Regions from separate parts of the Mus musculus genome. Here regions 1, 2, 3, 4 and 6 are each linked to region 5. A link is a loop called in an ENCODE intact Hi-C map of the cell type or tissue named here. Cell type or tissue: heart. All regions are shown on one strand. Region 1 has its middle 140 kb from the start of Gm23033. Region 2 has its middle 17 kb from the start of 4930430F21Rik. Region 3 has its middle 16 kb from the start of Gm32070. Region 4 overlaps Ctnnd2 (catenin (cadherin associated protein), delta 2). Region 5 holds the start of Gm41285 (a long non-coding RNA gene). Region 6 overlaps Ctnnd2 (catenin (cadherin associated protein), delta 2).

Region 1 (4,000 bases), 1.2 Mb after region 5:
CTCATCCTGGTGGATAAGGAAGATCCTGCATCTCAGATACCATCTCAACCCAGATCCAGGGCTTTGAATTGGCCCACCCCCAAATCTGTATCATCTGTGAAATTGAAATGTTGAGACATGTGACAGGCCTGTCATAACCAGGAGGAGTCCTGGTTAGGAGCTAGTATTGTTGGTGTCACAGAAACCAAGCCAACGTCATTGCAATGAACATTTAGCAACGGAAGATGCGTAGACACAGGGATATATATATATTACACACCATGGCACTACGGTTTCCATGATGATATGTCTTCTGTGCTTTTGTTTGTTTGTTTGTTTGTGGTATTCATTTATTTATTCTTGGGAGGTTGCAAGAGTGGCGGTGGAATCTGAAGGGACAGGGAGATGAATGTCAATGGAGAAATGTTTAAAAAAGAAAAACAGAGAAGAATATAATAGCCAGAAGGTGGAGAGAATGCTATAAAATACTGGCTGTGGTCATGACCTGGCTGTCATAATCAGGAACTCACAGTAGCTATGGTTACCAAAGTGATACAAGATCAAGCCAGCCAAAGTTCTAGCATACATGAGTTAGAGGATATCTAGGCCCCGCCCTTTCCTTAGGAGTCATTGGCAGTGGATGGTTGCTGGCAGAGGGGCATCGTTATTGAGGGTACACCTGCTGATGATTCCCCATGCTGCAACGGATGCCCATGCACAAGGGGGTGGTACCAGCAGGACTTAGTAGGCTATCAAAAACAAAAAACAAAAAAACAAAAAACAAAAAAAAAAAATCAAACAAACAAAAAAAAACTGGGAGGGATGTATGTTGGGGAAATATGAACAGAATTGAAGAGGGTGGGTATATATGTGGCACTGTTTCATTACATGCATATATAAAATTCTCGGAAAATAGTTAAAAGTCAAATTTAAAATTAAGTAGTTTTCTTAAGCCCTTAAAGTTTAGAAGTACTAGGGAAAGGCACGAAGGAAAATTCATCTGGGATGATGTGTGGAGGTTGCTAAGTGACACGCTAACGGACTGCAAGTGCTGGTTTAATACAATGGTGGAGTGGAATAAACTGAAACCTCATGGAGGAGAACAGATTAGATGTGCTTTGCTCTAGGAATCAATACATATCATAACCACATATGTTGACAAGTTTCCGTTGTGTTATTTCAATACCTCTGAGGGGAGATTTATTAGGAACTATTACTAAAATGAATTTTTAATGCTGAGGTATTGATCCCAGCGTAAGGTATACACCGAAGTAAAACTCAGTTGTGATTTTTAGATCGGTGATTCAAAAGAGTGACTCATCTCATCGCCGTGGAGATTCCAGGGGCTTAGAAGCTTCAACAGCAGAACTTACATCATCCAATTACAGGAATTTACTCACAGCAGTAGACATCAATTAGATGGAGTAATCTGAAATACAATAAAATGATTGGTTACTTCTCTAATATTGTCTTATTTGACGTGTAAGAAAAGCCTTCATAATTTGTAAGCAGTGGTGTTGAGGCCAACAGTGTTCATGCACATGTGTCTGTGCATGTCTGTACATGTATCACATGTAACCAGAGATGATGAGGTCAACTGCTCATCCTCAAAACTTTAGCTTAGCTCTGCACATGTATCTGTGCATGTCTGTACGTGTCTGTACATGTATCACATGTAACCAGGGATGGTGAAGCCAATAGTGTTAATCTATGGACCTTTAGCCTAGCTCTGCTCATGCATCTATTTGCCCATAGTTTCCTTACAGTTATTTATTCCAGAAACAAAATTCATTATTTTAGGTGCATGGGACAATGTGGTCATGCGTTCAACTCTTGAAGAACCTACTAGTGGGATATGCTGGTTCCATGTGCAGCACTGCCCTCTACTGGGCAAGGAGAATCCTTATGCTGTCAGTGGCTTGCTTAAAGACAGATTGGTAGATAATTCACAAACAGATGACACACAATGAACTACCAATGAAGAGACTGAATAAATTATTACAGACTATTACAATGTTCAGTTTGTACATCTAGCACGCTAATTTATGTTGTGGGATGTTTTGAATAAACTGATTTAATTTAAGAGTGAGAAGCCTGTGCATGATGTAAGGTTTTCACTCACATCATTTAAGACTTAAACATGGGAAAGGTGATTGGTGTAATGCATTAACTACTTGCAGTATTTAGGACCAAGTCATACTGAGGAGGAGTCATGCTATTTGCTCGGATTCTTGATTAAGAGGTGGGGGACCAACAGACTTCATTTCTTTTATGCCTGTCTGTTCCAATGTAGGGCAGAGGGTATAGAAATAAATACTAAAGTAAGACTACTTCTTAATATAAAACAAAAAGGTCAGTGTGCTCCCAAAATTCAAACTGAAGTCATATTGAGTAACAATAGAAAATTATGAACGTTTAAATAAGTATACTTAAACTATTTTAACATCCTGGACAATGGTTCACATTAGATGTCAGAAAGTCCACAGGTAGCCAAACACCCACTGGGGAATAACATCTCTTTCATTGTTTTCACGACAAACATTCTGATGAAGTCCACAGTTTTTAAAAATGTTTATGACAGTTTAATATTTGTCTAAACAAAACTTAGGAGATAAACCAGCTGTTCCATAACATACTCCCTTATAACGCTTATGAAAATACTCCATAGAACTTAAGTAGCAAATTGCTTTTTAAGAAATATGTAAACTAAGGTGGGATTCACATCTTTCTGTGAAATCTTGGAACAACAAGAAGGAATGAACTTATATGCTAAGGAGGGGCAAAGAGTACACAGGGTACTATGATATCTGGTAGATTACTCATGGGAAATAATTTCTGTTAAATCACTCCTTAATTAAAAGAAAAACCACCTAAGAGTGAATGGTCACTGGTTCACTCCAGCAAGGATATCTTCTTTATGATGTCTGTCAAGGATTCTTAGGCATAATGGCAGTCCAAGAAAGTTGTACCTTAAGCAGGAGCATATTATAAGAGTTCCAGAGACACTTAACATAATTTACAACTTCTTTAAACATCATGTCTGCTGTGGTAATTTGGTAGGTTTTTTTATATTGTGTCTGTCTACTCCGTTTTCCCGAGCCTACTTTAAACACTGTGACACACTAAATTCCAGTGAACGCCTGGGAAGTAAAGAATGTGCCACAACCAGTCTCTCAACACCTAAAATGGTTTTCCATTAAAATGCTTTAATCTGAAAACACACATCATTGACATGAGACCCTGTAGATCCTGCTCCCGCTGTCTTTCCAGGTGTACACAATGATGGTGGATATGCGTTCTGTGTATCACAAAAGTCACATTGTATGTATCACAACAGTCACATTGTTAGGTATCTGCTTCATTGATACTAGAGGTCTTGTTTAGAGAACATGAGAACATGGAAATAATTTATGTGATCTGTAAGAAATATGGATATGAAAGAGTGCCTTTTTCATAATCTCTAACTAAAGTCCAGCACTTTCGTATTTACAGATACAGTGGCACAAATAAGAGAGACTTTACCATATATAAAATGATCTTCATTTTATGCTATTTTTTTCATGTTGCAGACATTCAAACTGTCACTAAGTCACAATTAATTTAAATGGCAGCGGCCACTTGAAACAGTACTAGAGTTAATTACATGATATCAGGTAATAAAATCCACAATGCAGCATGTGCATCTTCATATTTATTTTTGCAGTGGCTGCATGATTGTGTTTAGAGCTGATCTCTTCATCATCACATTTAGAGTCTTCTATTTAAGAACAGTACAGTCAGGCAACATTTCAATTGAAAAAAAACTAGAAGGTTTATTTAAAAGACTACCCTTGAAAATCAAAGAAAAAGTCAGTGGATGTAACAGGAAGGAAATAGCAAGCTGCTGAAAGCTGGGATAAAAGCTGAGATCTAAAGGAGTGATAGATAGATGGAGAGAGATAATCAATTCTATTTATGTTTATGTATGTCTGTGTAAATAAATTCCATGTGTGTGTTGATGCCCAAGGAAGCCAGAAGAGGG
Region 2 (4,000 bases), 210 kb after region 5:
AATTGCAAGGATGCTGCTGAAATCTACATTGTGAAGAGATTCAGAGGGGGAAGTGGGCATGGGCTCTGTCTTAGAGTTTCACTGCTATGAAAAGACACCAGGACCACAACAACTCTTATAAAGGAAAACATTTCCTTGAGTCTGGCTTACGGTTTCAGAGGTTTAGTCCATTATCATCATCATGGAAGGAAGCATGGCAGCATCCAGGTAGACATGGTGCTGCAGGAATAGCTGAGAGTACTACATCTTGATCCAAAGGCAGCAGAAGGTGACTGTGCCACACTGAGCAGAGCTTGAGCATAGGGGACTCAAAGCTTATTGCCACAATGACATAATTCCTTCAACAAGGCCACACCTAGTCCAACAAAGCCAGGTCTCCTAATTTTGCCACTCGCTATGGCCAAACATGCAATCACATATGTCTATGGGGCTGCATCTATTCAAACCACCATAGGCTTGGTATCTCTCTGACACATCGAGACATTACTCTTAAAACCAGAGGTGTACATCTCCTTATAGGAGAAGCATCCTCTAAAATCCAATAAAGGGCAGTGGGGGTGGTGTGAGGCATATGGCACAGTTTCAGTGTGTCTGCTGAAATTCATATATAGGGGTACTAGCCTCCAAACTTATGTCAGGCTGTTTGGACAAGGGACATTCCGGAGGTGCCTGAGTTACTGGGAAGTCCTTGAAAGTGAGGCTATCATGTGATCCTAAGCCAATGGAGTGTTAGGGGGTGTGACTTCATTGCAAAAAGACGTTTTCAGAAGATTGGCAAATGTTCTTTATTTCCCTGTTTCTGGATTGATGAACCTAACAAGATATTCTTTATAAACTTGGTGGATTCGGATGTCTTGTTATCCCAACCTGAAACAGAGTAAGGACAATTTATTTGCCTTTGGATTTTAGAGAGTTGTGCTTCCTGTGTCACATCCGAGGCTCATTTCCAAGTTCTGTCTGAATCAGTGGACTGCTTTCACTGATGAGTTTTCCTGATACTGAGTCTTGGTGGTCCGGGGAACCACTGACCACTTCTAGTGTCCCACTGAATACCCCACCTTTCGTCTTTCTTTGTCTTTTTCACTATTTAGTAAGTGTACTGGCTAGTTTTGTGTCAACTTGACACAGTTGGAGTTATCACAGAGAAGGAGCTTCAGTTGAGGAAATGCCTCCAGCTGTGGGGCATTTTCTCAATTAGTGATCAAGGGGGAAAGGCCCCTTGTGGGTGGGGCCATCTCTGGGCTGGTAGTCTTGGTTCTATAATAGAGCAGGCTGAGCAAGCCAGGGGAAGCAAGCCAGTACATCCCTCCATGGCCTCTGCATCAGCTCCTGCTTCCTGACCTGCTTGAGTTCCAGTCCTGACTTCCTTTGGTGATGAACAGCAGTGTGGAAGTGTAAGCTGAATAAACCCTTTCCTCCCCAACTTGCTTCTTGGTCATGATGTTTGTGCAGGAATAGAATCCCTGACTAAGACAATAAGAAATCTAGATTAAGGGCTGGCGATGTAGCTCAACCAATAGTGTGTTTGCCTAGTATAAGGATCAGAGATTTCTAGAGGGAGAAACCAATAGAATGAATAGGTTGGCTTATATGATATAGGCTTATGGTAGTAGTTCAGCAATGGCTGTCCTCACAGTGGAGAGAGACTGAGAACCCGGGAGCTTCTCAGTCCTCAAAACTGGGTGCTTCTGAAGTCCCAGCATGGTTCTGAAGGCCTGGGGATTTCTGGAGAGCCACTGGTTGTTGGTTCACGTTGGAAGGCTCAGGAGATGGGTTTTGATGTCAGCAAAGGATGATGGGAGTAGCAGCAGTGGCCAAACACAGCTGTTGCATTCACAAGCAGGCATGGAGTGAAGGCAAGTGGGGGCCAGAGCAATAGCTCCCCCTTGAGCCTCATTACATCTGGGGTACCAGCAAGCATTATAGTCGTCTGGTTTCATATTCATTAGTTAATGAGCTGCCTGCCTGTGGTATCTAAAAGACACTGAAGGAACTTTTGAGAGCTAGAACCTGCTTGGTGCAGCTTATCTTGACTCTAGATGTGCCTGATCCTCATCTAAGCATGTGTAATGTGTTATAATTCCTCTTTTTTTTTCCGGGGAACACTTAAAAAGATTTGGGAGCCCCTTTCTTGTTGTTTCCCACCAGACATTTCTTTAAAACCATTTTTGTGTGTCAACGTTCAAACACTGATGAAATGGCTTCATTCTACAATGCTTCTCTCTCTCTCTCTCTCTCTCTCTCTCTCTCTCTCCCTCCCTCCCTCCCTCCTCCTCCTCCTCCTTTCCTTTCCTTTCCTTTCCTTTTCCTTTTCCTTTTCCTTTTCCTTTTCCTTTTCCTTTTCCTTTTCCTTTTCCTCTTTCTTTCTTTCTTTCTTTCTTTCTTTCTTTCTTTCTTTCTTTCTTTCTTTCTTTCTTTCTTTGTGAGACAGAGACAGAGCTTCATCTCCTTTATCCCTGTGGTTGTTCCAGTTTGGGAAAGTAAAAAAGAGAGTTTGTGCTTACCTTTTAGAAGGACCTCTGTGTGGAAGCCTATTCTTAGTGGGGTCCCTCCTAAAACTTGTACCTGTGTGCTCAGTGTTTAGCAGCTAAGGGGTGACTCTACATTGACAACTAGGTCAGATTTGCTTTGGATTCTGGAGTTAGGGATTGGTTCAGTAGCCATGACATACACAGGGCTCTGGGGTAGATGCTAACACTGGAAGCACATGCACATGTGTGCTCAAGCATGTACACACACATACACACACACACACACACACACACAGAGAGAGAGAGAGAGAGAGAGAGAGAGAGAGAGAGAGAGAGAAAGAGAGAAACAAATATTACTTCAGAAATAAAAACACTTTTTATTCCTTTAAATTCAAAACCTGATGAAGTAGTCATTAAGTAATTTTTAATAGGGAAAAAGTAATCTTAATCTAACAGGTTTTATGTGGCTGCCCTTTTTTAAATTCTAAGAGCACTTTCAAACCTTTCCCACACATTTTTAAGCAACTCTAATCCATAACCATGGTCTGTTGCTTTTTAATTTTTCCCATTTTAGTTAATATGATTATAAGCATTTTCTATATTTCAAGAAGGCGCTCTTAATTACATTTTTAATTCAAGAAATAATGCCACATACTAACAGTGCTGGATATTGTCAGTCTCAGTGACTGCTCTGCATTTCTTAGCCCAGTCTTCCCTTTTCCCCCTGTTTCCTGAATTTTCCTTCACCTTGATGTACATGCAGTTTCTTCCTGTTGAAATCTGCTCTTGGATTATGTTCTCTGAGATGAGGACCATGAGACTTTATGTTCATCTTTCTAAATGTCTTTTTTTTGGTGTCTTATTTATTAGATATTTTCTTTATTTACATTTCAAATGTTATTCCCTTTCTTAGTTTCCCCTCCAAAAATCCCCTATCCCTTTCCCTCTCCCCCTGTTCCCCAACCCACCCACTCCTGCTTCCTGGACCTGGCATTCCCCTGTACTGCAGCATAGAACCTTCACAGGACCAAGGGACTTTCCTCCCATTGATGACTGACTAGGCCATCCTCTGCTACATATGCAGCTAGAGCCATGAGTCCCACCATGTTTTTTCTTTGATTGGTGGTTTAGTGCCAGGGAGCTCTGAAGATATTGGTTAGTTCATATTGTTGTTCCTCCTATGGGTCTGCAAACCTCTTCAGCACCCTGGGTACTTTCTCTGGCTCCTTCATTGGGAACCCTGTGCTCCATCCAATGGGTGTCTGTGAGCATCCACTTCTGTATTTGTCAGGCACTGGCAGAGCCTCTCAGGAGACAGCTATATCAGGCTCCTGTCAGCTAGCTCTTGTTAGCATCCACAATAGTGTCTGGGTTTGGTGGATGTTTATGGGATGGATCCCCAGGTGGGGCAGACTCTGAATGGTCATTCCTTAAGTCTCTGCTCCAAACTTTGTCTCTGTAACTCCTAACATGGGTATTTTGTTCCCCATTCTAAGGAGGGATGAAGTATCCACACTTTGGTCTTCCTT
Region 3 (4,000 bases), 110 kb after region 5:
CAGAAATGATAATTCAGAAGAATTCCTGAGAAGAAAGGGCACTTGGGCGCTATCACAGCATGATTTGGCTTTGGAAGCATCAGTGTTCACCCACCCTTGGGACCACTAGCTCATCTCACTCCTCATGGGGCATGCTTGTCTGTCACTGCCTCAACTGTCTGTCCATCTATCTGAAACTGTGGTACCAAATTCTGCCCACTCCACCAAGGGGCATCACCATGGAAGGAATGTTCTATCCCAGCACAGGTACCTTTTCCAGAAAGCTGTGTTTTTTAGTCACGTAAAATTGGCCCTCTTATTTCTCATTAGCAAAGTTGGTCAGAGAACCAACTTGGAGTTTCTTGCAGCATCCCCTGAGTTATGGTGGTCTCTGCATCTATGAAGAGTGTGGCCCTTCAAGTCATCCTTGTTGGTTTGGGCTAAACTGTCTGCCCCCAAAGAGAGGCTGAAGTTCTAGTCCACGGGACATGTTTGAAACAGTCTTTGCAGCTGTAAAGGAGCACCTTTTGGGAGCACCTACCACAGAAACAGATGATCTCCGAGGAAAAGGAGAGGACACATATAAACAGAGATGTTTGGGAGGAGGAAAGCAGCGTTAGAGCCAGGGATTGGAGGTACCTATCTAGAACCTGAGCGGCATGGAGCCCCAGAACCTAGAAGAGATTCTGGAGGGAGCAGGGCCCTGCCAGAGCCTTGGTTTCAGCCTTCATGATCCCAGAACTGTGAAAGAGAAGTTTACATTGTTTGGAAACCACCTGCTTTGCACTGCTTCCTTCCAGCAGCCCCAGAAAAAGAGAAGGTGGAGGAGATTACCTCCCAATCCACTTCTCTCCATCAGTTCTTGGGCTGATGTCCCGAGGGCTTGGAACAGTTCAGGAGCCACGAGGCACCCAGCTCTGTCGTCCCAACTGGTGTTCCTGGGTGCTGAACATTTGGGAGGCTGACAACTCTAAGCTGCTGCTGTATTGAAAAAAGATCTCTCTGAGGAATAGTAGCTGCCCTGCCCAAGTCTTAAAGTCCCTGGAGGGGAGGACAGCCCCCAGCCCATTACCCGCTGGCTGACCTTGTGACAGAGGTCGTTTTCTTTCTTGTAGGATGAGATTTTGGTTGAGTCCATGCTCAGCAGCTCTCCGAGGAGTCAGAACTAGATGTTCTTCATCAGAGCCTATACTCCAGTGTCCCCCTACCTCCCTCCTTCTTCTGAAGAGGCACCATTACCATGGCTCTCTCTGAGGACCCAAAGCTTCAAGGGAAGCTGTCCTCTGAGGACATAGCCCATTCTTATCCAGTGAGGCTCATTTTCCCCATCCCGCTTAAGAGTCTAAGTCCTGGGTGGGATATGAGAGCTGGCATGTCCGGCAAAGCTTCCACGGCTGTGACTGTTAATTAGGGGACCATGCTTTGAGCCTCACTGGCCTGAGCTGCCTGAGTTGATGGGATCTCACTGGTTGAATCTGGTAGGACCCATGGCCAGACAGGACAAGTCTGTGAGGAGGGATTTGCAGAAGCTAATTTGCATATGGGAGTTTCCATGCTGGGAAATTATATGGAAGCCTCCCTGTGTCTTGGGGATTGGGTATGATGTCAGAGGTTGATTTCTGAGTCTAGCCCCTGGGTCTGGGTCTCAGTTCTTAGAAGTGAACTGGGCAGAAGCTCAAAGTGATGGTTTCTGTGTAACAGAAGAGTCCCCAACATTATCCCTTTGGGCCGATGAGACAAGGTTTAATTTAGAAAAGAGGAGAAGAGGAAAGCAAACTTTCATGTGTATACACCTGTACAACTGCACATGTCTTGTGCACATGCATGCATGTGTATATGAACTAGCATGCAACCATATGCAGGAATACATGTCCACCTGAGTGTGGACATGTTTTGGGGGAGACACATATATAACACAGAGATGCAGTCTTGAAAAGTGTTTTGGCTTTACTTGGGCAAGACAAAGCCACCGGCACCTGCAGCTCTTCCACAAAGGTGACAAGAGTGCCACCCAAAGTGAGCAAACCCTGTGTGTTTGAATGCTCGCTGCACTTGAAGCCATCTATTTTTGTGTGAAAGATCTCTTTGCTGTTCTGTTCCTGAATATCTTGCGCTTGCTGCTTCCAACCTTGCTCCCCTACCCGGCGAAGCCCTCCAGTAAGCCTTTCATTGCGGCTCTGCCTTTCTGTGTGGATTACACGGAGGGAAGTTTAGAATCTCTTTTAGCTTTTGTTGCTGTTCCCCTCTCTGGCCGCTTGTTTTGAGGCTATAGATATTTTACCTCACAGAGAGGGGATCTGAGCGCTCTGAGTTCTTTGTTCACAGATAAACCTGGGCCTGGAGCCCTGCTTCTTGCAGATGCACAGAATCTGTGCCGAGCCATCTGCCAGCAGGTGGCAGAGCGCGCATCCTGCTAGTTTTGATAGGCGCTTCCAGAGTTTGCACTGAGCACTGTCTGTTCCGACTGCCCCTCTCTATTATAACTTACGAGGCAGGAGCTTGGGTCCTGAGGTTAACTGCATTCTTATTTCTGGCATGTTCCCGCCATCCCGCTGTCTGAGATCTGCTCCGTTATATTTTCTGTGGTTTTGTCCTCTCTCAGTGCCCTCCTCATTTGTCCCAGGAGCTGGCTCAGAGCGCTCTTACAGCCGCTGATTCCAGACCTGAGAGCGACCCTTGATGAGTGGTCACAAGTCCAGCCAGGACTTGTGTGATTAGTCATGTGAAAGGCCAGTCCTCTTGAGGCAAGAGAACAAGTCTGGGGGTATGATTGATGTCCCACAGCAATACCAAGAAGCTTTCCAGCCCCTCCCCCATAACCTTGCTGGTCTCTTCATCTGTTCTATCCCTTTCCTTCCTTCTTTCTCCTTGCAGGCCTTCCTCAGTGAGTCACTAAAACCTGAACCTTCTCTCAGGATCTGCTTCTAGGGACCCAAAGTAGAGCTGAATAGAATGTCTAGGTGTGTGTGTGTGTGTGTGTGTGTGTGTGTGTGCATATGTGTGCATATGTGTGCATGTGCATGAACACACATATGTGTGCATATACACATGTGTGTGCATGTGTGTGCATATGCATCTGTGTGCACAAGCATGTGTGTGTGTGTGTGTGTGTGTGTGTGTAGCTACTTGAATACTATTCTTCACGCTCATCCTCTCTGTGCCCCATTGAGCATTACATGTCTGGGACCTCTTCTGGTGCTATTTATGCATCCAGCTCTCTGCTCCTCCCTGCTCATAGTGGAGCTGTCGTTGTATACAGCCATTTACAAATGGCAGCAGATTGCCTCTTCTCTATGTGACCACAGACACAGTCTTTATGCATTTCCTTGCATGTGGAGCCTTGGCCTGGAGTGACAGATGCCTAGGTGAACAGCCACTGGGGATTCATGCCAAGACTGAAGGCAGTATGCCTAGCTTCATGGAGCCCTACAGATGGCTCCATGGCTTCGCTGGCTCTCAAGTGTGTCTCTTCTCACACCCTCTTCTACAGCTGGAGACCCATCCAGTGGTGGCTTGTATTCTGGTGCTGGGTTTCCACTGTTGTTCTAATTTTCTCCACATTGCAGGGAACGTTCAGTGTCGTCTCTATGTGCACTTGTCAGATAGCTCCCATTCACAGAAACACCTACTGGTTTAAAAAAAAAAAACAACAATTTAAAGACATTCTTTGTTTATTGTAGACATTAATCCCTTGCTGCTTTATTCAGCAAGAGTATCTCCGTCGAGTGGACCGTCTGTCTTTTTCCTTGGCTTGTGGCATCCTTTGCTGAGAGGAAGTCCTTGGGATTGCTGCCTTATGTTCTCACCGTCACGGGGAGATTTGGATGAAATAGCTCTTTTATATCTCACTTGGTATTTAGCACACTGTTCCCAATAGAAGCAGGTAGAAATCCACAGGGAGCGGTGTCAAAGGGCAGGAACACATCCACCTTTCCTACACTCTGGATTTCTCTTCTCCAAACCCTATTTGTGTTTTGGAGCCTTCATGGGCAGGGGCCCTCATGGGTCATCTCCCTGAACC
Region 4 (4,000 bases), 840 kb after region 5:
CTACAATACACAGAATTTACATTATTATTTCAAAGGGGAGGAATGGAGGCATGCGGAAGAAATACTACACCGAATCATGTGACTATAACCTTGCATACTTTCAAATCGGGGAGTTCGTGGAATTAGATGTTGCTGCCACTGGTTCCTCAGCTCCAGCTTCTTCCCTACTACTCTCCATAGCCTAGGATAAAATTTTGATGTCACAATAGTACAGTTGTCTAACTTCCTATAAAGACACCAGAGTCTGACAACTTTCTCCATTCCCTTGCCTCTCAACAAAAATATTTATTCACACTTTATCAGATAGACTAACTCCTTTCAGTCTTGAACATTGCTGTATATAAAGTGACTCATGGGAAACATATTTTAAACATATTGGTAGTTAAAAATATATAGCAGTTGAAAATTCATACTTATTTTCAATAAAAAAAGTTTAGGTAATTTCTAAAAATGCATTTTTGTTTGTAAAAACAGTTTAATTATTTTAATTATTTACAGAGGTCTTGATTCTTGAGAGAATCATTATACATCTGATTGGCTATATGCCTCTCACTGTTTAAAGAGGCTCTTGCTATGTAGTGCATGCTGTCCTTGAACCACCCTTTCCTGCCTCAGCCTTCTCGGCTACAGGATATGCCTACTAAGTTTACCTATTATGTAGATACTATATTTAGTGAGTTAAATGAACTATTCTTAATTTTGAAAGGTACATACTGATGCTCAAAACTGTTTAGTATGTTCCTGATGTCTGCTTTGTTATGAGGGTGAAGAAAGAAGAACACTGTATGCCTTTTTTTCTTCCAGCCTAATGATTCACTTCCATTTCAGTCGACCAAGATGGCGATGGTCCAGTGATGTAGGAAACAAGACCCAACAGAACCATTTCTATTTAGATATAACTGAAGAAACGACTTTGGAAAATAATTTGGTGTTTACTTATTCAGATGAACTTTAACTCTTGGATACATATGCAACATATAAAAACTTAGAAAGTGTGAACCTTCATATACGTAAAGGCATTTTATTTTATTTCATTTATTGCAGTTTTTGAGGAAGGATTTCTCTGTATAGCTCTGGCTGTTTTGGAATTTACTCTGTGGAACAGACTGGGCTGAGACTCAGAAATACTCCTGCATCTGCCTCCCAAATGTTGTGACTTAAGGCATAAGCCACCATGCTCAGATTTAAAGGTTATTTACACAAGCAGTGTGTGGAACAGCAGTCTCACTAGGGAATGTGGATCCTGGGAGATGTAGTTTTCTTTATAGCCTGCTCCCACTACTATCTTCCTGGGTACAGATTCAATGTGACTAATCAAATGTATGTTTCTGCCACCACACTTTGTCTGCTTGCTGCTAAGTCTTCCCTACCAGGATGGACTGTATACCCATGAAACTGTAAGCCAAGGTAAACCCCTTCCTCCTTAAATTGCTGTTTTGGGGATACTTGACCACAGCAACAGAAATGAACTGAGACAAACAGCAGAAGCTAGGAAATGAGTTAGGTGATTATAGGAAGATGAGCAAAGTAGGACACAGGTCACAGGATGGAACGCTCTGGACAGTGCACAGATTGTAACATGTGGGCTTCTGAATCCATGTGCTGTCATTTGCATGCAGCAGTATGAGACATGGAAGCTGAGACAGAGAGCATCCGTGTGAATGTGGCCGTTGCATCACCACTTTGTTCCTTACTTCATTCATCTCTACAGTGGACAGAGTGGTGTCTGTTTTATAAGGTTGTTATAAGAAGTGTGTGTGTGTGTGTGTGTGTGTGTGTGTGTGTGTGTGTGTATACTAAATGATCGGAATGAGTAAAGATGGTGAATATGCATTTGTTCTCAACTTATGTGTCTGTCAGAATATAGAAAGATTAAAGTAAATACTCAATATGTGTCATTTTCATACTTTTGACTCTGCCTATGAGATAAAATTTTTGTGTCTCACAGAGTAAGTACATTGTTCTTTACAGTAATAGATCTGTTGATGGGTTTACTTTACAAAAGTAGCACTGGCACATCCAAGAGCACACGTCAGCTATGACTCTGCATTCACTTACAAGGATGCTGTGTTCATTAACCACCCCTGGAAGTAAATTCCTCTAGCGCCCTCTATAGCTGGGTCCTGGTACCATTCCATTCTCCCATGTACACAGTCCATACAGCCCATGGATGTATGGATGTGTGTGCAGGTAAGACCAAATACTTACAAGGGACTTCATACTTGAACCCCCTACCCCTTACCCATATGTTTTCTGTCAGTTGACCTGTGTAGGTTTATTAGTGTTTGCTTACAATTCAAGTGTAGATGCAGGAATTTGACAACAATAATTTTGTGTGATGACAATCATTCTCCAAGCTGTTATTTTTTTATGGGTTCATCATAGTGCCAAATACAAGTGGTAATACAATATGAATACAACAAAATGGCTCATAGCCTTGGTTCTTGCTTAACATGGACAGGCTGAGAGATACAAGCCATTTCCCAAAACACCTTGTAGGAGAGTATTTCCACAAGTGGGTGAGAAATTGAGCATACTGAAATTTACCATAAACTAAATTTTATCACAGCTGAAGTAGAACAAGATTGACTTTATTACCTGAACATTAAAGCCATTTATACTTTAACGGACAGTGTAAATTTCTTAGAAAGAGGAGGATGAACAAATCCCCAAACTGCTTTACCAGGGATTTAGCTCTCTTTTCTCTGACTGGTAGTATGTATATATGTGTAAGTATGTCTCTAGTGAATGTTGTGTATATGCATGTATAGGTGTATGCATGTGTGCGTATGTGTCTATTTGTTTATAGATGAATGTGGTATATGTGTGGTTTGTGTGTGTGTGTGTGTGTGTGTGTGTGTGTATGTGTGTGTGTGTGTGCCTATGTGTGTATGGATAGATGTGGCATGTATTTTGTGTTTCTGTATGTATGTACCTAAGTTTATGGATAGATGTGGTGTGTGTGTGTGTGTGTGTGCAAATGGATGCATATACGCATGTGTGTATAGATACATGTATGTGCACATGAATGTATGGATGTGTGAGCACACACATGCATGTGTGGTACCTACATATGAATTAAGAAACTCAGTTGTACTAACAAACTGTAAAACAATGTCTACTGCTCATCAGTCAGTCTGTTAAGGGTTTTTTCTTTGATTTACACATATCTATACATAATCTCTACATCCTTTATCATGTGTGCTCTCTTCAATCCATGACTTTTATTCTTCCATTTAAAGCTGGCCACACTCAACTGATGGTGCCTACTTCAAGTTATCCTAAGAGTAGTAGAGTGACGTATACTCCAGCAATCATGGGACCACGGTTCCTCACACTGCCTGCCTGGAGGTAGATAAGCCCCTCTGCTGGGAAGCTGTACACACAAGTGTATCGCTGTGCTATGACACAGGGTTGAGGATAAGCACCAAGAATCACTTCAGTGAAGGCTTTGCAAATATGTGTGCAAGACACTGACAATACCAAAAACAGCTTCATGCATGTTAGTGTGAGATTTAGACTCAAAGTAGAGGACTTGGTCACTGTCTCCTTCATACCTCACTGTCATCTCGGCTGAGCAGTTCAAGGATGCCTCTTCACAAGATTCTCTGCACACATGTCATATACACACCACACACAGAGTACACACACAGCGTACACACACAGCACATACACAGTATCCTCACATCATATACAACAGTATACCTATAACACATGTCACACATACACACAATATCCCTAACACATACCATACACACCATGTACTAATTGCACACTGTATATAACAAACCTTATAATGCACACACACTGATAACACAACACCATTTGTATACCTACAGCACATAACACAAAGATATACACCAGAAACACAGTATACTCACACTACACGCCAAAAAAATACCACTTACACACACACACACACACCACATACCATACTCAACTACACTCCACACACACACAACACTTTACACATTATAACCATACCATATGCTGCACACAC
Region 5 (4,000 bases):
TATATCACATACTCCTAACTCCCCTGAATCCTAGGTTAGCAATTTGTGAAATAAGTTTCAATATTTTACTCAATTATACACAAAATGCAACTATCCCAACATGTCATGAATATTAAAATCTACTGTTGACTTGATGTAATTTTTGCATGGTTTTAAGACTTCATAAGCTTCCTTGTTAGTAATAATCTCTCTGAGAAGCTAAAGTGACAAGCTCTCTCCACCGAGAGGGTCAGACAGGATTCTGATAGTGACTGTCCTAACTTCCTGCCCTATGGAGTAAGGTACACGGAGCCCGGTGATGCTCTTTGGGCAGTGCAGATTTTCCCCAGGTGACAGATTCAGGTCTTAAATCAAAACAGATGTCATCACAGACCCACAGACTGCACTTGAAGGGGAGCTCTCCAGGCCTCGCTCTACTTGTCTGTCTGTCTGTCTGACCTGGTCTAACAGTTGCTACTTCAGGTCTTAGCTCACTGAAGTCAAGATGCAAATGAAAGTGACATGGTGCCCAAGGGCAGTGGAAAGACGTAGTTGGGCCCTAGCTCTGGCCTCTCTGGGTGCAGGGGGTACCAGCCTGGCTCCGGGGAACGTAGGGGGTTGTCAGCGATGGGCTACCAGCTCTGCCACCCAAGCAGGAGACAGAGCCCGAGGGACTGTTGCTGGGATGGGACAGGCCAGCTGCATGGAGTGACGCCCAGAAAAGGCTCCAGGACAAGCTGGGAGGAGCCATCCCGGTATGGAGGTACACGGGCATTCGGAACAGGACTTCCCCCTAGAATTTGAAGTTGCCTGGTGACTCGGGCAGAGGATCAGAGTCTTGATGTCAATTTCTAGGAAGAGGCTTAGCAGCTGAGTGAGCAGGTGTTTTCCCTGAGAGCAAGCCTGCAGCCGAGACCTCCTTTACCGGAAGCACATTTAGAAGGAGTGCCAGGCTGCCCCAACACCAGGAGGCTGGCCGTGAGCATCCAGGCAAATGACGAGAAGTCGGCACAGTCGGTCCCACCAGTGAGCACTGCTAGTGCATGCCTTACTGCTTCCTGACTGGTGGGGATCACACCGACTGGGGAGGACATCGTGGTCCTTCAGACGGGACTGCCAAATCATGTCCTCACCTCAGATGAAATCGACTGCGCCTTCCCACATGGCAGGCAAAGCTGATGGGAACAGCTCTTACCTGTGAGGGGCCCAAGTGCAGGGAGGGCTCTGTGGCCCCAGGCAGGGGTTAGTATGATGCTAAGGGCCTGGGGGGGGGGCACAGCTGTACTGTATGCTGGGGACTGTGTGTGTGTGTGCGTATGTGTGCACTTGTGTTGGGGCGGGACAGTGCTAATCCAGGATGTCACAGTTGAGCTCTGTAAGTATGCACATCTGTGACTGATCCGAGGACTCCACGCTGAGGTCAGGGCTCAGTGGTGGGAAGAAGCAGCTTTGTTAGGACAGACAGAAAGAGGCGAGCAGGTGACCTGGGAGGGGTCCGCTCTTCTTGGATGCCCTCTGCATGGACACAGAGTTAGGACAACTTGGAAGCAGGTCCCTGAACTTTAGTTCAGCTTAGTTTTGAACCTGTGGCCTCGTGTGCTCCCAGAGTTCCCCCCGGGGTGTTTCCTGAAGCATCTCGAAGCAAACAGATGGAAGACGAGTCCTTCCCTGCCTCTCTCCATCCTTTTCATAGCTTCCTGGCCTGGTCTTCTATTATTGGGGTTATTAATTTCACAGGCGCCTGAACAGTCATTAGCATGGCTGGTGAGAGGTGGCTGCTGCCTCACTCCGCTGCACCCAGACAGGGCTTTGTGAAGGCAGTCTTCACATCTGCCTGCTAAGGCGGCTTCCCTGCCTGCTGCCTGCCTGATGTCCCCACCAGATGGTGCTGCTGGTCCTCTCAGAACTGGTGAAGGCTGTGGCCAGGCACAGCATCTGGAAACCCAGTGTTCTCTGTGGCCAGTGGGTGGCTTCTGAGGCGTCAAAGCCTGTCTGGTGAGAACTCCACCTGGGTACTTTCAGTGTGACTATCCTGATAGAAGGACCCAAGCCCTCTCTGCCTTAGGCACATGCATTTTCCGTGCTTTTCACGAGCAGGTGCTAGGCTAGCACATACACGTGGCTCATGTTCAGTCTGGTCTAACTGCAGGGGCTTGCAGTGAGGAGTTTTGTCATTGGAATTCGTCCTAAGTGCCCGTTCCCTCCTGTAGGACTCCCAGATTCAGGGCCAGCTTGTTTTCCCAAGGGTTCAGAGGTGGCCAGGACAAGGGTCACATGTGATACTGCAACTCCCGCTTGTTGCTCTAATGTGCTCTTCTTTAGTTGCTTGGCTCACTGGATCTCGAGGGTCTAGCCTAGTCTAATTGCTCTACACAGGGAAGCTAAACCTCCCAGGGCTTTGTATGGGGCTCCCCTGGCTTCTAGTTGGTGCCTTACCATACTCAGGACGCTACCAGCTGCTTCAGGAGGGGTGTGGCCTTCACCTTGCCTGTGGACAGTTCCAGAAAGTTGCTCTTGGGCTAAGTAAGCTCTTTACAGTCAGAAACCTGCACCCCTTCTCTTCCTCCTCCTTCCTTTCATAGAAGACGAACATCAATGCTAGCCCATGACTAATCTGTCCTCACTGTAGTGGTTTGTATAGGCTCAGCCTAGGGGGTGGCACTATTAGAAGATGATGTGGCCCTGTTGGAGTAGGTGTGTCACTGTGGGTGTGGTCTTTAAGACCCTCATCCTAGCTGCCTGGAAGCCAGTTTTCTGCTAGCAGCCTTCAGATGAAGATGTAGAACTCTCAGCTCCTCCTGCACCATGCCTGCCTGGATGCTGCCATGTCTCTGCCTTGATGATAACGGACTGAACCTCTGAACCTGTAAGCCAGCCCCAATTAAATGTTGTCCTTATAAGAGTTGCCTTGGTCATGGTGTCTGTTCACAGCAGTAAAACCCTAACAAGACACTCACAGACTCTGTATGCAGTAGTGATCTTGGTGGCCAAGAGTCACACTACCTTCACCACAGAGGAGAGACCCCTGGGCATGTGAGCCCAGCGCTGCTTTTCCTACAGTCTTTAACCACTCAGAAGCACAGAACGCAGTGTGTGACTGGGCACCAGGGGGCATGGGTTATGAAGACAGAGGTTCTGGGTTCAGATGGGGAACCTCTTGGCCTTATTATCCGTCTGTATAACGGGAACGAGATCCATCTCGTGCAATAGCTGCAAGTCTTTTAAATGAACAAACCTATGGCCATATGTAGCACACGCCTGTTCACAACCTCACATGTGGTGGCAACAATGGAATTAATTTTGTTTCCTGAACTGTGACGCAAGAATTTCTCCTGGGGGCTGGAGGGATGGCTCAATGGTTAAGAGAATGAAAAGTTTGGTTCTCAGCACCTACACTGGGTGGCTCACAGCCATCCGTAGTCCCAGATTCAGAGGACTCAATGCCTCTGGTCTCTGGGTGGGGGTGGGGGTGGGGTGGGGAGTGGGGTGGGACTGCATTTGTGTGCACACACCCACACGCATAAGAAAAGTCAATCTGTAAAAAGAGGAGTTTGTCCCTCGTTCCTTCCTTTTCCATCTTCCTCCTTCATTTTTTTCTTGACTAGAGAATTTCTGGGCTTCTCTGCGCTCATCTGAGGAGTGTCAGGATGTCCACGGGTCCTCACTCTTCACCCTAAGCATCACTGGTACCCAAGGACTGGCAGGAATCAGGAGGAGAAAGGCTCCTCTGAGCTCTGAATGGGAAGGCCCATCTGCCTGTTACCCGCACTACTCCTAACAGGACAAGATGCCTTCCTCTGTTGGTGTTCCAGGGAAGACAACTTTTAGGAAGATTGTGGACCAACACCAAAGGTAGGAACACGTTTAAAAATAAGCCGTAGGGCAGGGGCCCTCCTTTTGAGCCCCAGAGCCCTGTGGTGAAGGGTTTTGGTTGGCGGGAGGCAGCCCCTGTACTCGCTGAGTCGGGAGTTGGACCTGTCTGCAGTGAGGTCTGGAGAGCCTCCTAGCACTGGGTCGGAAC
Region 6 (4,000 bases), 340 kb after region 5:
GGTGTGAGAGATGAAAACCCTTCTGTACACCAGAAGTCTGTGCAAGAGTTTTCAGGAGAGCTTCAGATGGGCTCCTGGGAGCTGCCCTAGCTGCTGCCTTACCGTGCCTGTTACTAATTGTCCCACTGGCTCCTTTATGGCAGCATGAAAATAATGATCTGTTTCTTCTTGACACACTGGACTTAGGATCAGAATCGTAGAAGCTATGTAGAAGCTATTTCATATTGCTATAGTAAAGAGTGGAGTCTATCTCTCAGTAGAGTTTAGATGGAGACACATCATTGTCTCCTCCAAGAGTTCAGTTTAGCAGCAGGTCAGTCATCTGGCCCAGGACCATTTCTCTGGAAAGCAGGTCCTTCTTAAACTATGACTTAGGCAGCTACTTGGCAACATTTTACTCCTTTTGACTGGTTAATGATAAATGTACTCACCTGCTTGGTCATTCCTCAAGATCAAGCAGGGGAAATAAGAAACAGAAGCTCTGGTGGCCAAAAGAATACTCATCTTAAAAATTTTAAAGTCTTTGTACAACATTATTTCTGGCATTGGAGAGGAAAACTTAGCTCAGTGGTTAAAAGCACTGACTATTCTGATGGTCCCGAGTTCAAATCCCAGCAACCATATGGTGGCTCTCAACCATCTGTAACAAGATCTGATGCCCTCTTTTGGAGTATCTGAAGACAGCTACAGCATACTTACATATAAAAAAATAAATAAATCTTTTAAGAAAAAAACAAGAGAGGAAAATGTGCTCCCCACATGATCCAGACTGCGTGTAGGTGGCAGCCAGGATGGGGACAGGGGACAGTTCACGTTTCATTTCCCACACAGCCTCTTCGCTAAGCATTTTGTTCAAATTGTTTGGCTAGCCATTAAACGCGTGCCTAGTCAACACAAAACCCTGCCCCCTTTCTCTCTCTCTCCTCTTCTCTGAAGCCTTTAAGCTGAATTGGAAGCAACTATAAAAATTCTCATTTTTGCTTTTTACCTATGTGAAACATTTCCAAGGGATGAGCCATTAAATTCCCACCTAATAAAATAATTTTTGACTCTTTGATTTATTTATAACTACCCTGCCAAGGCATTCTTATCTTCCAGACCCAGTCACCAACATTCTCCAATGAGAGTCCAAACTTCATTAACAGAGAAGTCATGGTTTCACAGGAAAGAGAAGCAGCCTTTGGGAGACTGGGTCCTGGGGGTTAGGGTACAAAATCTGAAGATGTAAATGTTTGGCTGAAGCGCAGAGCTCTCCTTTTGCTAGGATCTGGCTTTTGAAACCAAATTACTAATGTGAGGCAGCAGAGAATGTTCTCATAAATCACCCTGTCTGGAAAAATCAGATTTCTTCTTAAAATACTAATTGAAATTACACGTGTTTTAATTAAAACAACATCTGCCCTAGGCTGAAGAGCATGTTTTGGGATGCAGAGAAGGTAGGTTTCTAAAATGTCCTCAGATCTACTTAATAAAGCGAAGTTTATACTTTCCCAGGGTTAAAAGGGTACATTGCCTCCCGCAGTGTCTGGAGTTTCCCAGAGGCTGGAGACGTTCCCTGGACTCAAGAGATTAGTCAGGGTCAAGGGAACAGATGAAGAACGTGCTTCTTGTGTGATGTGACGAATATTGCTTGTGAGGCCTGCTTCCCAGAATGGAGTTAATGTGGCCCAGAAGCCTTTGCTACATCTGATCAACTGCCACAGGTTGGGGAATAACCAATGCATGCAGGCATACATGCATATATCTGTCTGAATTAGTGGACAGAACCTTGTAGAGCTCTCTGCTTTTTAGTTCTGCCAGGAGACACAGCACAACACCATATTCCAAACAGGAATTGCATGGTGACCAGGGTGTTTCTTAATTCTAAGCTTCCAAATTCACATAGAGTTTTCACAATGATTTCAAAGGAATCACTGTTACGGAGGCCACGACAAAGGTGCTGGTATCTGTTTAGTCCTCAAAAACATACATTTGTGACTTCAGGTTTAGGTAAGAACATATGTCAAAGTTTAGCTGAAAGTAAGTATTGCTAGGTTTTGAATTCTTTAAGTGCAGATACTGGTCAAAAATTCACTCATGGGATGGATAACATTTACAAGCCATGTTTCCCCTCGGATCAGCAGTAGCTCAATGGTGATTCCCCACCGTTTGTCTTCTGCACAGCAGCTCCTCCTGCAGGCCTCCAGAGAAAGTACACCGTCTCATTGCATAAAGATCTGGTGTACGGAGAGACGAACTTGTAATCCTATGGACTACTTCTGTCATCTCCTCATTCATTTTGGTTAAATACGGAACATTTTCTGTCATTCTTTAAAGATCGCCAGCATACTCTATTAAGTTTTTAGAATGGCCAAAAATATTTTTAAACCTAAATATTTAAAATAAATTGGGACAAAGGAAGAAAGTTAGGACAGAGTAGTCTTCCATTCCCACTGATGAAAGAAGAGAGAGACTCAAAACTGAAAGACGCGCAGTGGGTTTGCAGCCTAGATCTCATTATTGTGTGGAGTACGAGCTGCATTTGCCTGCTACCCAGGGAGGGCTTGTGCTCCACTTTTGTTCATTTTTAGGGACACATGGTAGGAAACAGCTCCTTGCTGGTTTCAAAAACAGCCAGCGGTGCCTCCTTTGCTGTTAGGACAGGCAGGGAGGCCTGTGCCCAGAGAGAAGCCCCATTGGGTGACAAAGAAAAAAGTTTAGCCAAAGCGAAGAACAACCAATATAGAAAGGTTGTGTTCTCGTGGCAACACCAGGGGGTGGTAATGTCAGAGAGCAAAGGGGTCCTGGCTCATGAAGTGATGGACACACTCTCCCCTTCAGTTCAGGGAGATGTGCCAGGGAATTAGAAAGATGCTGACGGCATTCTAGACCTGGCTTGCCTGCCAGAGATGTGGCCTGGAACCATCATCACTCAGGGGAGCCAAGTGAGATACTCTGTCACCATGCTTTGGGGATGCAGGTGCCCTGCCAGCACAGACATCATCGGCAATGGGCGACTCAGTCATATGTGGAAAGTGTTGTTTCCCACCAAATCCCAAATCTCATCTAAATGAGTCTGCTTACAATCATGGATTTGACAGGATACCTGCAGCATCTCCTCAAGTTCCTGGACTTTGTAGGTAAAGGCTGGACCACACAATTCCCTCCACTCATCCGTCTCCTCACTTGGGATCCTGTAATGCCCCTCTAGATCTACTCTTCATAATAAGTAACGTACTATTCATCCATCCATCACTGATGGATGAATATACTCAGCAAATGTACTCTGAGCGCCTATTACAGGCACAGAAAAGCTCCAGGCATCATGGAATATCAAAATAAATACAACTCAGGGGTGCACCCTGACAGATTATCCAATCCCAAGCGGTCAGCTTTATGCACATACAAACACTAGCAACATTAACTGGACTCAGCAGGTGTATGCATGTACAGCCATAGTAATTATAATTATTAAACACAAAAATTTATTAAACATAAAATATGAAAATAATTAAAGAATTTATTTGCAATAATAATAATTAAAGGATTTAATTATTATTAACATTAACTGGACTCAGCGGGTATGTGTACGCACAACAATAATAATAATTAAGGAGTTTATGGCCAATAATTTGGGAGGGAGTAGGGAAAGGACATGGGAGGAGCTGGAGTGGTAGAGGAAAGGGTAGGTATTACAAAGAAAATAATCATGTATAAAATTCCGGAAATAAAATTTAAGCTTCAAAACAATGAATAATTAAACATAACTCTATCCCTAACCGATTAATCCCTGCTTTAGAGCACATGTGAAAAGTTCTGAGTCAGGGAAGTAGCTTTCATCAGGAAGGGATACCCAAGCCGGGCTTCAAGTAACATGAGAGGTCAGGAGGTGCAAGCCCACATGTGCCTTAGGGACTCTGTTCTGTTGAGTAGTGAAGGGTGAGGACTATGGGCTCCATTGGGAACTGTGCAGTTCTGGGAACTGTCCAGTGCTGAAATAAGCTTCGAAATGGAACCATAA

What was found. Hi-C counts contacts between places; a loop is a spot of excess contacts. Peaks named below come from ENCODE experiments on the same cell type or tissue, not always from the same donor. Only the 100,000 strongest peaks of a DNase experiment are listed, where the experiment ranks them.
Region 1: it touches region 5 in a loop (21-fold over the local background); 9 of 42 quality-filtered maps call a loop at or near these places.
Region 2: a loop joins it to region 5, with 2.1 times the contacts of the local background. A loop is called at or near these places in 3 of 42 quality-filtered maps.
Region 3: a loop joins it to region 5, with 2.6 times the contacts of the local background. A loop is called at or near these places in 9 of 42 quality-filtered maps.
Region 4: a loop joins it to region 5, with 4 times the contacts of the local background. A loop is called at or near these places in 6 of 42 quality-filtered maps.
Region 6: it touches region 5 in a loop (14-fold over the local background); 36 of 42 quality-filtered maps call a loop at or near these places.

What each region holds. Positions count from the first base shown.
Region 1 is chr15:30,027,310-30,031,309 of GRCm38, reverse strand. No RefSeq gene overlaps it. Among named protein-coding and RNA genes, the nearest start is that of Gm23033, 140 kb to the right of the region's middle. In heart, a CTCF peak has its summit at 1,868 (motif pointing left); no DNase peak of the experiment used is centred here.
Region 2 is chr15:31,054,183-31,058,182 of GRCm38, reverse strand. No RefSeq gene overlaps it. Among named protein-coding and RNA genes, the nearest start is that of 4930430F21Rik, 17 kb to the right of the region's middle. In heart, a CTCF peak has its summit at 1,873; no DNase peak of the experiment used is centred here.
Region 3 is chr15:31,149,379-31,153,378 of GRCm38, reverse strand. No RefSeq gene overlaps it. Among named protein-coding and RNA genes, the nearest start is that of Gm32070, 16 kb to the right of the region's middle. In heart, a CTCF peak has its summit at 2,356 (motif pointing right); no DNase peak of the experiment used is centred here; H3K27me3 peaks cover 421 bases.
Region 4 is chr15:30,425,660-30,429,659 of GRCm38, reverse strand. The region is part of intron 2 of Ctnnd2 (catenin (cadherin associated protein), delta 2); the gene reads right to left. Among named protein-coding and RNA genes, the nearest start is that of Gm41284, 75 kb to the left of the region's middle. In heart, a CTCF peak has its summit at 2,121; no DNase peak of the experiment used is centred here.
Region 5 is chr15:31,262,916-31,266,915 of GRCm38, reverse strand. All of the region lies in intron 2 of Dap (death-associated protein), which reads right to left. It overlaps Gm41285 (a long non-coding RNA gene), which reads left to right and starts at 3,464. Exons shown (of 2, transcript XR_875099.2): 1 at 3,464-3,831. In heart, a CTCF peak has its summit at 1,855 (motif pointing right); a DNase peak (open chromatin) is centred at 1,835.
Region 6 is chr15:30,925,974-30,929,973 of GRCm38, reverse strand. All of the region lies in intron 17 of Ctnnd2 (catenin (cadherin associated protein), delta 2), which reads right to left. Gm52177 (a long non-coding RNA gene) reads left to right here. Exons shown (of 2, transcript XR_003951490.1): 2 at 1-1,042. Among named protein-coding and RNA genes, the nearest start is that of Gm52177, 4.9 kb to the left of the region's middle. In heart, a CTCF peak has its summit at 2,186 (motif pointing left); no DNase peak of the experiment used is centred here.